Linked DNA regions of Homo sapiens: all the other regions are linked to region 1. Evidence: chromatin contacts called from ENCODE Hi-C or POLR2A ChIA-PET data. All regions are on one chromosome and are shown on one strand. Each heading gives the region's core, a stretch centred on a gene start or an enhancer-like site at or near the end of the contact. The rest is flanking DNA. Distances are from core to core; before and after follow the strand shown.

Region 1 (3,156 bases), core at 356-2,855:
CTGCTATTATCTAAAGAAGCAAGAGTTCCTCCCAAAGAGGAGGGTCTGATCTTCCCCTAGAAAAAACTGCACAGGTGTAGAAAAAACTGCATAGGTGTAGAAAAAAGACACTGCAATTCCACTGGCTCAAGGTGGAAGGAGAATAAAGCCTCGGACACTCCCATGTGTCTGCAAGAACTTCAATCCTTCTTTCATGGTGTATTTCCAAGTGTCCTTTCCTCCTGTTTCACTAAATATCTGCACTCTCACCATGAACTGAGGCAGCCTGGGATGCGAGGTACCTCCTACCTCTGGACCCTATCTAGACTGCTGGGTTCCACTCTTCCCAATCAAGACCCAATGCAAATGTCACCTGCTCCAGGAAGCCTCCCCTAATTCTAGGTCATAATGTATCACTTCACCCCTCGCACTCTCATCCAATTTCACTTGTGTGATTTTCTCATGTATTTTGGATGTAGCTCAAACGTCCCCAAGTCCCACAGCCTGTGGGTGCAAATGCAGTCATGTTAGTCGTAATACCTGAATTATTATCTTGGTATCCTTTTTGCCCCGGGAACTCCAGGGCTGTGTTCTTGTTGCTGGCTCCAAAGCTAACAATAAAATCCCTTCACACAAATCGTCCTTTGGCTTCAGACCTCAAGGTCCGTGTCATCTCCGCAGGAACCCTCGTGGGGTTGGCGTGCCCAGTCCCCTCCGCTGCGCGTGCATCCCGCTCCGCTGACAGCCAGTGCTTTGGTTCTCCAGAGGTGTTAAATGGCTTGGGAACATAATTTCAAAACGGACAGTTGGATAAACACCAGAATAAGCACCAGAAGATGACAGCGGAACCAAGGCTCGAGATGGGCCGGCTGACACCACTGGGCGCTGAACCTGGCTGGAAGCTTCCTGGCAGCGACAGCGAAAAGGGAACACCTGTCGTGGGCGCCCTTGTTTCACTGTCAGTAAGAAGTAGAGCAACTGCTAGACGCGCTCCACAAAACCCTGGACGCACTTCATACACACCCCCACCCCAGCAAGCTCAAGTACCCTGTGAACCTGGACGCCCACCACCCCCAGGGCAGGCAGCGAGGAGCTCTTCAAGGGGTAAAGCGACCCCTGTGGGGCCAGCGCCCGTCCTCTCTCCTGCTGTTCGCGGGCACCCGGGCACGCGGCGACTCGGCTGAATTAGGGCGTCCTGCAGCTCCCGAGGCGAGGAGGCGCTTGGCCTTTCCGTTCCGCCCTCAGAAGGGAGAGGAGAGGTGGTCCTCGAGTGGGAGTCAGTTCAGGATGCGGGCTGTGCCACGCGCGGAGGTCCGGGGACCCCACCGCCGCCTCCTCGAGGCCCGCCCCGCCCCTTACGACCCGTCCCTGCAACCCCCCGCGTGGGCTTCCGGCCGCGGCGACCCCTGCCCCGCGCTATTGCGCGCGCTCGTTCGCTGACAGAGGCTTCGAGGGCGGCAGGGCGGGGCTTCGGCGCCGGGGGCGGGGCCTTCAGCGGGCGGGCGGGGTTTTGGCGCCGCGAGGTGGCGGCAGCAGAGCGGCGCAGAAGGGAGGGGGCGGCTGGCCGCGCGGAAGGAGTGAGTCACCTGACCGCTGCCCTCGCCGCCCGCCGGGCGCTCTCGCTTCAGTCAGTCGGGCCGCGCCGCGCCTCAGCTCTGGTGAGTGGCTCGGCCGTCCCGCCGGCCCTTCTCCGGGAGGGTTGGCGCGGTCAGGGCCGCGGGCCTGTGAGGGGAGGCCGGCGGACAGGTCCAGTGAAGGCGCGGGCGGGCCGGGGGCGGCTCTTTCTGGGCTGGGCGGGGCGCGGGGGGCACGTATCGGGGCCCGCGGGGGGCGCCGGCGGCCGGGATCCTGGAAGTGGCCGCGACGCCGGAAGGGGCGTCCCGTCGGCGGCCGAACCCCCTGCACTGCCGGAGCTGTTGTTTACCCGCGCGCGCCGTACTTTACCCGGGGCGGGCGGGGGCTGGGGGCCGCGGGGTCCCTGCCCCACCCCCCTCCCTGCCCTCGGGCGCCAGCCCGGCCCCTCGCCCGCGGCCCGCCCGGGCTGTGACACATCAGCACCGCCCTCGCGGCTGGGGCCCCGTATTGTCCTCCGCCGCCTCCCACCGCATGCCCAGCCTCGCGTCTACTCAGCCCGGTGGCTGTCGCGCGTGGAATCGCGTAAGAAAAGCCGAGTTTGTGGCTGGGGAGAGAAGGCCACCGTGCTGAGCTGGATTTAGCGAAGACTGGTTTTGGGGACCGGAGAGCCCAGGACTCCCTTTGTTGGAGTTTTGCCCACGCGTTGTAATTAAGCCTCGCACAATATGGTGAGAGTGGGCGTTGATTCTGGAGACACCAGCTTTGTGCTCGTGTAATGTAACACGAGTGCCGTTGCTTTCTCATTCTTACACGGCAGTTTCATGTCATTGAGTAGAATTGTGCGGAATGCTTTTATGGAGTGAGGCTTCTGCGTTAAACTTGTGCTGATTCCAGGTAAAGTGTAGTAGTAATTGTGAAAGAACGTGTATGAGGAAAACGAGCTACAATGTCATGCTTGGAGGAACAAAGAATGTTTTGTAGGATGCTTTGCTTTTTGGAGAATTGTGTAGGGGTAGGGACTGTTACCCATGGATGATGCTATGGGAATTTGATCATGTATTTGAACACCCTTTACATCAGAGGGTCTGCATTGAATGCAGTTCAGAAGGATAAAGGGTGGAAATCCCAGATGTGTTAGTGGCAGAGCACTTGAGCGCTTCACATAGTCAAGCAGAGAAATGGGAAGAGGTCGGCTTGCTTCTTCCTGGTCTTTGGGTAGTGGTGCAAGGGCTGGGCTGGGCTTGAAGGCACTTGCCACTTCTGCCTTTGGACATCTTGAAGAAGCTTAGGGAAGAAAGGCTCCCGGTGAGTCAGCTTGGAGTAGGGTGACTTTGGCGTAGTGATTCTTGTATTGTTGTTTAACCTATGTTTCTGTCAAGTGGTTTACTGTTGTTCGGTATGTTGGTTGGTTAACAAGGTAGGATGACTCTCTAAAAAGTTGGGTTGCTGAGTCATTCGCCCCAGCTTGAGAGGTAATTAGAAACAGCTGGTGCAAATACTCTCATCACATGCCTCCACTATAAAAGGCCAAAGAGCGCTCTAGAGAGGTTGCTTCAGAAGGCTGAAGGGGACCCAGCTGGGGTTGTTTTGATACAGGTTATC
Region 2 (3,156 bases), core at 188-2,687, 3.8 Mb before region 1:
TCATATTGGCTACTGCAGATATGCAGACATTCTTTTTATTCCTCATACACCTCTTCTGTTCTTAGAAATGCAGGGAGTAACTGCTTCATTGGTCTGTTGGACTATTCCATCTTAAAATGTTAATGAATGTTAAAACAGGTGATATCCTCTCTTAGACAAACCATTCTTCAATGCCTTAACCTAAAGGAGTTGGTATATTTGAAATATAATCATCAAAGCAAGGTTGGTAGAGAAAAAAGTTGGTCTGGGAAGAGGAGATTTGAAGGTGAAGAGTTAATTTATTCATTTAAAAAACACATATTGCCAGGCATGGTGGCTCACCCCTGTAATCTCTGCACTTTGGAGGATGAGGCAGGGTGGAATGCTTGAGCTCAGGAGTTCGAGACCAAGTTTGAGCAACATAGCCAGACTCTGTCTCTACAAAAAAAAAAAAAAAGAAAAAGAAAGAAGGAAAGAAAGAAAGAAAGAAAGAAAGAAAGAAAGAAAGAAAGAAAGAAAGAAAGAAAGAAAGAAAGAAAGAAAGAAAGAGAAAGAAAGAAAGAAAAGAAAAGAAAAATCAGCCCGGCATGGTGGCACATGCCTATACAACTCAGAAGGCTGAGTGGGGAGGATCATCTGAACCCAGGGAGGTTGAGGCAGCAGTGAGCTATGATTGTGTCACTGCACTCCAACCTGAGTAACAGTAGTGACACCCTCAAAACATAAATACATAAAATAAAATTTAAAAACACATATTGACCCACAAAACGTAATTATTTGTTAAGAATGGCCATTTGGTGACAAGCAGCCCAAGGAGGCAAATTTACTCTTAATAAGTTTTTTTTAACTTGTTTTTGAGACAAGGCCTTGCTATATGCCACCCAGACCATAGTGCAGTGGTGCAATCACAGCTCACTGCAGCCTCCACCTCCTGGGCCCAAGCAATCCTCTCACCTCTCAGCCTCCCAAGTACCTGAGACTACAGGCGTGCACCATCACACCCAGCTAATTTTTGTATTTTTTGCAGGGATGGGGTTTCGCCATGTTACCCAAGCTTGTCTCGAACTCCTGGGCTCAAGGGATCTGCCCACCTCAGCCTCCCAAAGTGCTGGGATTACAGTGTGAACCACCTTACCTGGCCTAAGCTAACAATTTTTAAAATCACATTAATGTTTATAAAGGTGTTATAATCCCTGGCAAAGTTCCCATGCTACAAGTCCAGCTTAATAAAAAATGAGACGCCATTTAGGCATCTAGCCTTAAACCTCATACCTCATGATACTAATACTTTAAGCCTCTCATAAGGGGAACTCATACAAGTCTTAATACTTCACAGTTACTAGAATGCTGAGACCTCAGATGAAATTTTTTTCTTGTGGCTTTCTACAGAAAACCATGAAGTACAAAAATTTGCTTTTAAGCTACTGTACTCATTTATTCAACAAATATTTGTCAGGCGTTGCTATGTGCCAGGAACTGAGGTGCAGGGAACACAGCCAGAGCAAGCGTGACCCCTGCCCTAAGAAAATTTGCAGTTTGAATAAATGTTCTCAGACCTGCAGTCATTCTGGGACTTTCCACACCTTCCTTCCTTTCTTTTCTTCTTTCTTTCTTTCTTTAGTGTTACCATCAAATTGCTACTACAGTGTGATACTTAAGAGAACAAATTCTAGAATTAAAATGCTAGGGTTCATAACCTAGTTCCACCAAGAAAAACAATTTTTTAAAGAGTCATAAATAATAAATAAATAAATAAATAAATGCCAGAAGAAATCAATACTTGATAATTGAATAATTATAAGTATAATAATTATTACTTCATCAATGCTCTTATGTGAAGCAAAACTCTGACAGTAGACACTCTAAAGTTCCAGAGAAACTCTCAAAGAGCATTTTTTTTGTTTTGATCCCAACTACATTGCTTTTCCTTAAGAAATGGTTTTTACAGTATTCTCAGACCACAATCCTTCAATATTTTAAAAATCATTCCATTAAACTCTGCTTTTCCATCTCCCTTGTGAACTCTTGGCCAGTGAGACACAGTTTCATTTTCACTTTTTCAAAATGATAGTATGAAAAAACAGAAGTGAAAGTATGAATCATAATATAATCAGGAGTTCATACTGAGATACCCATTTATAACTCAGAAAACCACGGGGTATTTCCAAACTGATGTCATTCATAGAAAGAATACCATGTGTTGTGGAAGAATAAGAAAAATTACCTAAACCAACTGGGGGATTTAGAATACATGTGGGATATTCCCAGCTAATTATTTTCATTAAAAAATTTTTTTACAAAGATCAACTGTGTTTCAAATACTTACAGTGATAGTCATCTTGGAAATTACAAACTGGATTCTGGGTTATACTTTTTAATTATGATCAGTGAGACAATGGACATTGAGATTTTGCTTTAGAGCACATAATGCCATTATAACTGTATATAACTCAAAGTTATTTATATAACTCAAGGTTTTATATATATAACTAAAGTTTTATTTTCCTTAAAGAGTTATATAAATACCAAAATAGCCATGAAATCCCATGTAGTTGTTTTACTTATAAGGAAGAATTTTTATAGGAAAAACTGTGAGCCCTGCTCAAATTATTAAAATTGGGCCGGACACAGTGGCTCATGCTATAATCCCAACACTTTGGGTGGTCGAGGCAGGCAAATCACTTCAGGCCAGGAATTCGAGACCAGCCTGGCCAGCATGGTGAAACCCCATCTCTACTAAAAACACAAAAATTACCCAGACTTGTTGGCTTGCGCCTGTAATCCCAGCTCTGAGATCACGCCACTGCACTTTAGCCTGGGTGACAGGGTGAGACTATGTCTCAAAAAAAAATTATTAAAATTTATTACTTTTATTGTATTATGTTTTGGGGGGGAAATACATATGAATCTCATTTTTCCAACCAAACAATTAAAAATGATTTTTCCCTCTCTCTACTACATCCCACTACATTAAAATTTTTTAAGAACTTAAAAATGTTACGGTGTACATGGCATAAATTAATGATCTTACAGGGATGAAACCTTTCCCAGGAAATATTCTCCTTTAGGTTGTGTACACTGGCTTGGAAAACACTTTGGCTGTGTTAGTTCTGCCATAGTTGCTCCTATGGTGGCAGCTTTGTCAGTTGTTTTGACAGATCCTAATATCCAGTTGTA
Region 3 (3,156 bases), core at 261-2,760, 3.2 Mb after region 1:
TGGCATTTGGTATAGACAGGCACTTAAAACATTCTCTTAAAGCTCAATAGACTTCTTGACTTGCTGTGTTTACTCTTCATTCATGAAGACCCGCCAGAGTAGCTCCAGCAAGCCACTCCTTTAGACTGGAGTACTCCACTCCCAGGCAGTCAGGGGAAAGATGGATTTATTCCAAGCCCCTAGTGAGTGGCTGGGAAGAGCTGATCCAGGAACCAGACAGAAGGATGGCAGCTTCACTGCTTCCTAATGCCCTTGGAGCATCCTTTCTCAGCATAGATTCGATCTCACAGATCAGGCACCCCTACAAAATAACACATTCTAAAGCCAGAGATGTGGGATGTTTGCATTATGTCATGTTCCAGGCTGTCCATTTCAGACCATGAATTCATTCATTAAGCACTTAATTGTTGAGTGCCTACTGTGTGCCCAGCACCTGATTCTTTTTATCAGGCTTGTGGAATGGTACCTTAGCAAAATAAGTCCGAACCTTCATGGATATAAGACGAGATCAGGTGCATTCAGGGTGGTATGGCCGTAGACGTCCTTCATGAATATATTCAAATCAAGTGCTTTTATGATAATGTTCCTCACTGTTTATGTGTGTGTGTGTGTGTGTGTGTGTGTGTGTGTGTGTATTTAAATATATTTAAATTGTCCTTCCCTCAAGGGCATTGACTTTCCAATTTTTTAGTGGTTAGCCATAGATCATTCCTTTCAACTGGACCCCTTCACGGTTCTCCAATGAGTAGAAGAGTTTCCCTGAGACATGAGCTTCCTACTTTCCTCTACCTGCCCAGTCCCCAGGGTACCTCCTCCAAACCCCAGGGTTCCCTGGAACATAGTTCGATGTTGATGCTCTTGCAGAAGGAACTACCATTTAATATTTCTTGGGGTGGACCAGGCGCAGTGGCTGACACCTGTAATCCCAGCACTTTGGGAGGCCGAGGTGGGTGGATCACCTTAGGGTCAAGGGCTGGAGACCAGCCTGACCAAGATGGTGAAACCCCATCTCTACTAAAATTACAAAAATTAGCCAGGCGCAGTGGCGTGTGCCTGTAATCCCAGCTACTTGGGAGGCTGAGGCAGGAGAATTGCTTGAACCCAGGAGGCGGAGGTTGCAGTGAGCCGAGATCATGCCAATGCGCTCCAGCCTGGGCGACAAAGAGAGACTCCATCTCAAAAAAAAAAAAAAAATTTATTGGGGCGGACACTGTGCTAACTCATGCAACTCACATGTGTCACCCGGGGTTCTGTCAACCTTTTAAGTTACCTGGGCTGTGAATTCCTCCCCTACTTAGAGACTCTTGCTTCTTTCTCTGGCCCCTTTTTCTCAGCAGATGTGTTGGTCTGTGATTTCTACCCTAATCTCTCTTCTGGACAGGCACCTTTGGCCTCCCTAAGACCCAGTGAGCTCCCTCGACTCACCCCCACCCACTGTGTGTGCTTCTGTCTGTCCGCCGAGCAGCCACGCCACTGGAGGAAGTTCCGGCCTCTGCCATCTCCATAGCCATTACGTCCCCACTCACCCACAGGGAGGGGCTGGCCTGTGCCAGACCACAGAAACTTCCTTGTTTGCCGATTTTTTTTTTTACTGCACAAGCATTGTTAATGTGTTCTCCCTTCCAAATCCTTCCAGAGCCCAACCCACACTCTCCCTTGGCCCATTCTAGAAGCGTCAAACATATTAGACGCATGCGTCTTCCTCTGTAGTTGACATTCTCCTCCCCTGACTGTCCACCCTCTTGTTTTCCTCCAAGAGGGCCACGTCTTTCAGATGCTGCAACTGGTCTTGCACACCTGAAACTCACCTGATGTTGATCACTCTCTTTTTTTTTGAAATAGTCTCACTCTGTCACACAGGCTGGAGTGCAATGGCGCAATCTCGCCTCACTGCAGCCTCCACTTCCCAGGTTCAAGCGACTCTCCAGAGTGGCTAGGATTACAGGCGTGCACCACCACACCTGGCTAATTTTTTGTATTTTTAGTAGAGGTGAGGTTTCGCCATGTTGGCCAGGCTGGTCTCGAACTCCTGACCTCAGGTGATCCACCCGCCTTCCAAAGTGCTGGGATTACAGGCGTGAGCCACCGTGCCTGGCCACTCCCTTTTTATTTTTTTCATTTTGTTTTTCTTCTTTCATGGAGCCCATAGGTTTCTTCTCTCCTTAAGAACCTTCTCTCTCTAATCCCCTTGTCCTGGCTCCTCATGGGCCGGCTCCTCAAGCAGACTCAGAATCTAGATTCCTTAATTTCTTGTTCACCATGGCCCAGACTTGTCTTCTCTCTCTTGCCAAATTGTTTGAGTTCCTGATTCTCGCAATACCTTTTCCCACTCTTGTCTAAGTGGAGACATTATGTTTAAGGGCACAGTCTTTAATGTCAACTGGATTGAGGTTCTAGGGCACACACTACCACCAAACACTGAGACCTAAGTCAAGTTACATAGCCTTGCCAAGCCTTCTGCATTTGTCAGGGCAATTAATGTAACTGTTACAGCCACTCAGTGGCTTAACCCAGTAAAGGTTTATTTCTTGGTCATATCACAGTCCAGTGAGGCTTGGGTGGTTTTCCTAGGCAGCTCGCTTCCAGTGACCCAGGGATCCAGGCCTCTTCCACCTTGTAAGGTTTCGGCATAAACAGTCAAAGGACATCATCAGAGATATACTTTTAGAAGTTGGCTCTGGCAGCATTGTTTGAACCAATCGCCATGAGCAGACAAAGGAAGAAAGAGTGGATGCGGAGCTATTGATCTTACTGTTGTTCTTTTTTTTCTTTCTTGAGAAGGAGTTTCACTCTTGTTGCCCAGGCTGGAGTGCAGTGGCATGATCTTGGCTTACTGCAACCTCCACTTCCCAGGTTCAAGCGATTCTCCTGCCTCAACCTCCCAAGTAGCTGGGACTACAGGTGTGTGCCACCACACCCAGTTAATTTTTGTATTTTTAGTAGAGATGGGGGTTTCAACATGTTGGCCAGGCTGGTCTTGAACTCCTGACCTCAGGTGATCTGCCTGCCTCAGCCCCGCAAAGTGCTGGGATTACAGGCGTGAGCCACCGCACCCGGCCCTTACTGTTGTTCTTGACTAACTTCTCCCTCTCTCTGTGTTCAAGTTTTTACCAGGTATTACTGCTTCCTCTATGCCCCTGTGAGGTATTTCTGACT

What was found. Hi-C counts contacts between places; a loop is a spot of excess contacts on that map. ChIA-PET counts read pairs that join two places held with the same protein, here RNA polymerase II (POLR2A). Pooled maps may share reads with other maps.
Region 2: a loop to region 1 is called in a map with no recorded cell type, with 18 times the contacts of the local background. The contact joins the enhancer-like site here to the promoter of BACH1 in region 1. A Hi-C loop is called at or near these places in 6 of 37 single-sample maps with no recorded cell type and 5 of 50 pooled maps. POLR2A ChIA-PET finds 5 or more read pairs at or near these places in 1 of 52 experiments (activated T-cell).
Region 3: a loop to region 1 is called in a map of ovary, with 25 times the contacts of the local background. The contact joins the enhancer-like site here to the promoter of BACH1 in region 1. A Hi-C loop is called at or near these places in 1 of 168 maps with a recorded cell type or tissue (ovary). POLR2A ChIA-PET finds 5 or more read pairs at or near these places in 1 of 52 experiments (activated CD4-positive, alpha-beta T cell).

The regions. Positions count from the first base shown.
Region 1 is chr21:29,297,317-29,300,472 of GRCh38, forward strand. BACH1 (BTB domain and CNC homolog 1) reads left to right here and starts at 1,606. Exons shown (of 5, transcript NM_001186.4): 1 at 1,606-1,637. It overlaps LOC105369299 (a long non-coding RNA gene), which reads right to left and starts at 1,420. Exons shown (of 2, transcript XR_937652.3): 1 at 1-1,420. RefSeq lists a silencer at 1,131-2,040.
Region 2 is chr21:25,455,479-25,458,634 of GRCh38, forward strand. All of the region lies in intron 8 of LOC105372753 (a long non-coding RNA gene), which reads right to left. Among named protein-coding and RNA genes, the nearest start is that of LINC00158, 25 kb to the left of the region's middle. RefSeq lists enhancers at 1,394-2,593, 1,945-2,234 and a silencer at 2,714-2,843. Within about 2 kb of position 1,438, at least 7 of the 41 ENCODE cell types and tissues checked have a DNase peak (open chromatin) inside an H3K27ac peak, as active enhancers do.
Region 3 is chr21:32,483,366-32,486,521 of GRCh38, forward strand. The region is part of intron 4 of EVA1C (eva-1 homolog C); the gene reads left to right. Among named protein-coding and RNA genes, the nearest start is that of EVA1C, 72 kb to the left of the region's middle. Within about 2 kb of position 1,511, at least 10 of the 41 ENCODE cell types and tissues checked have a DNase peak (open chromatin) inside an H3K27ac peak, as active enhancers do.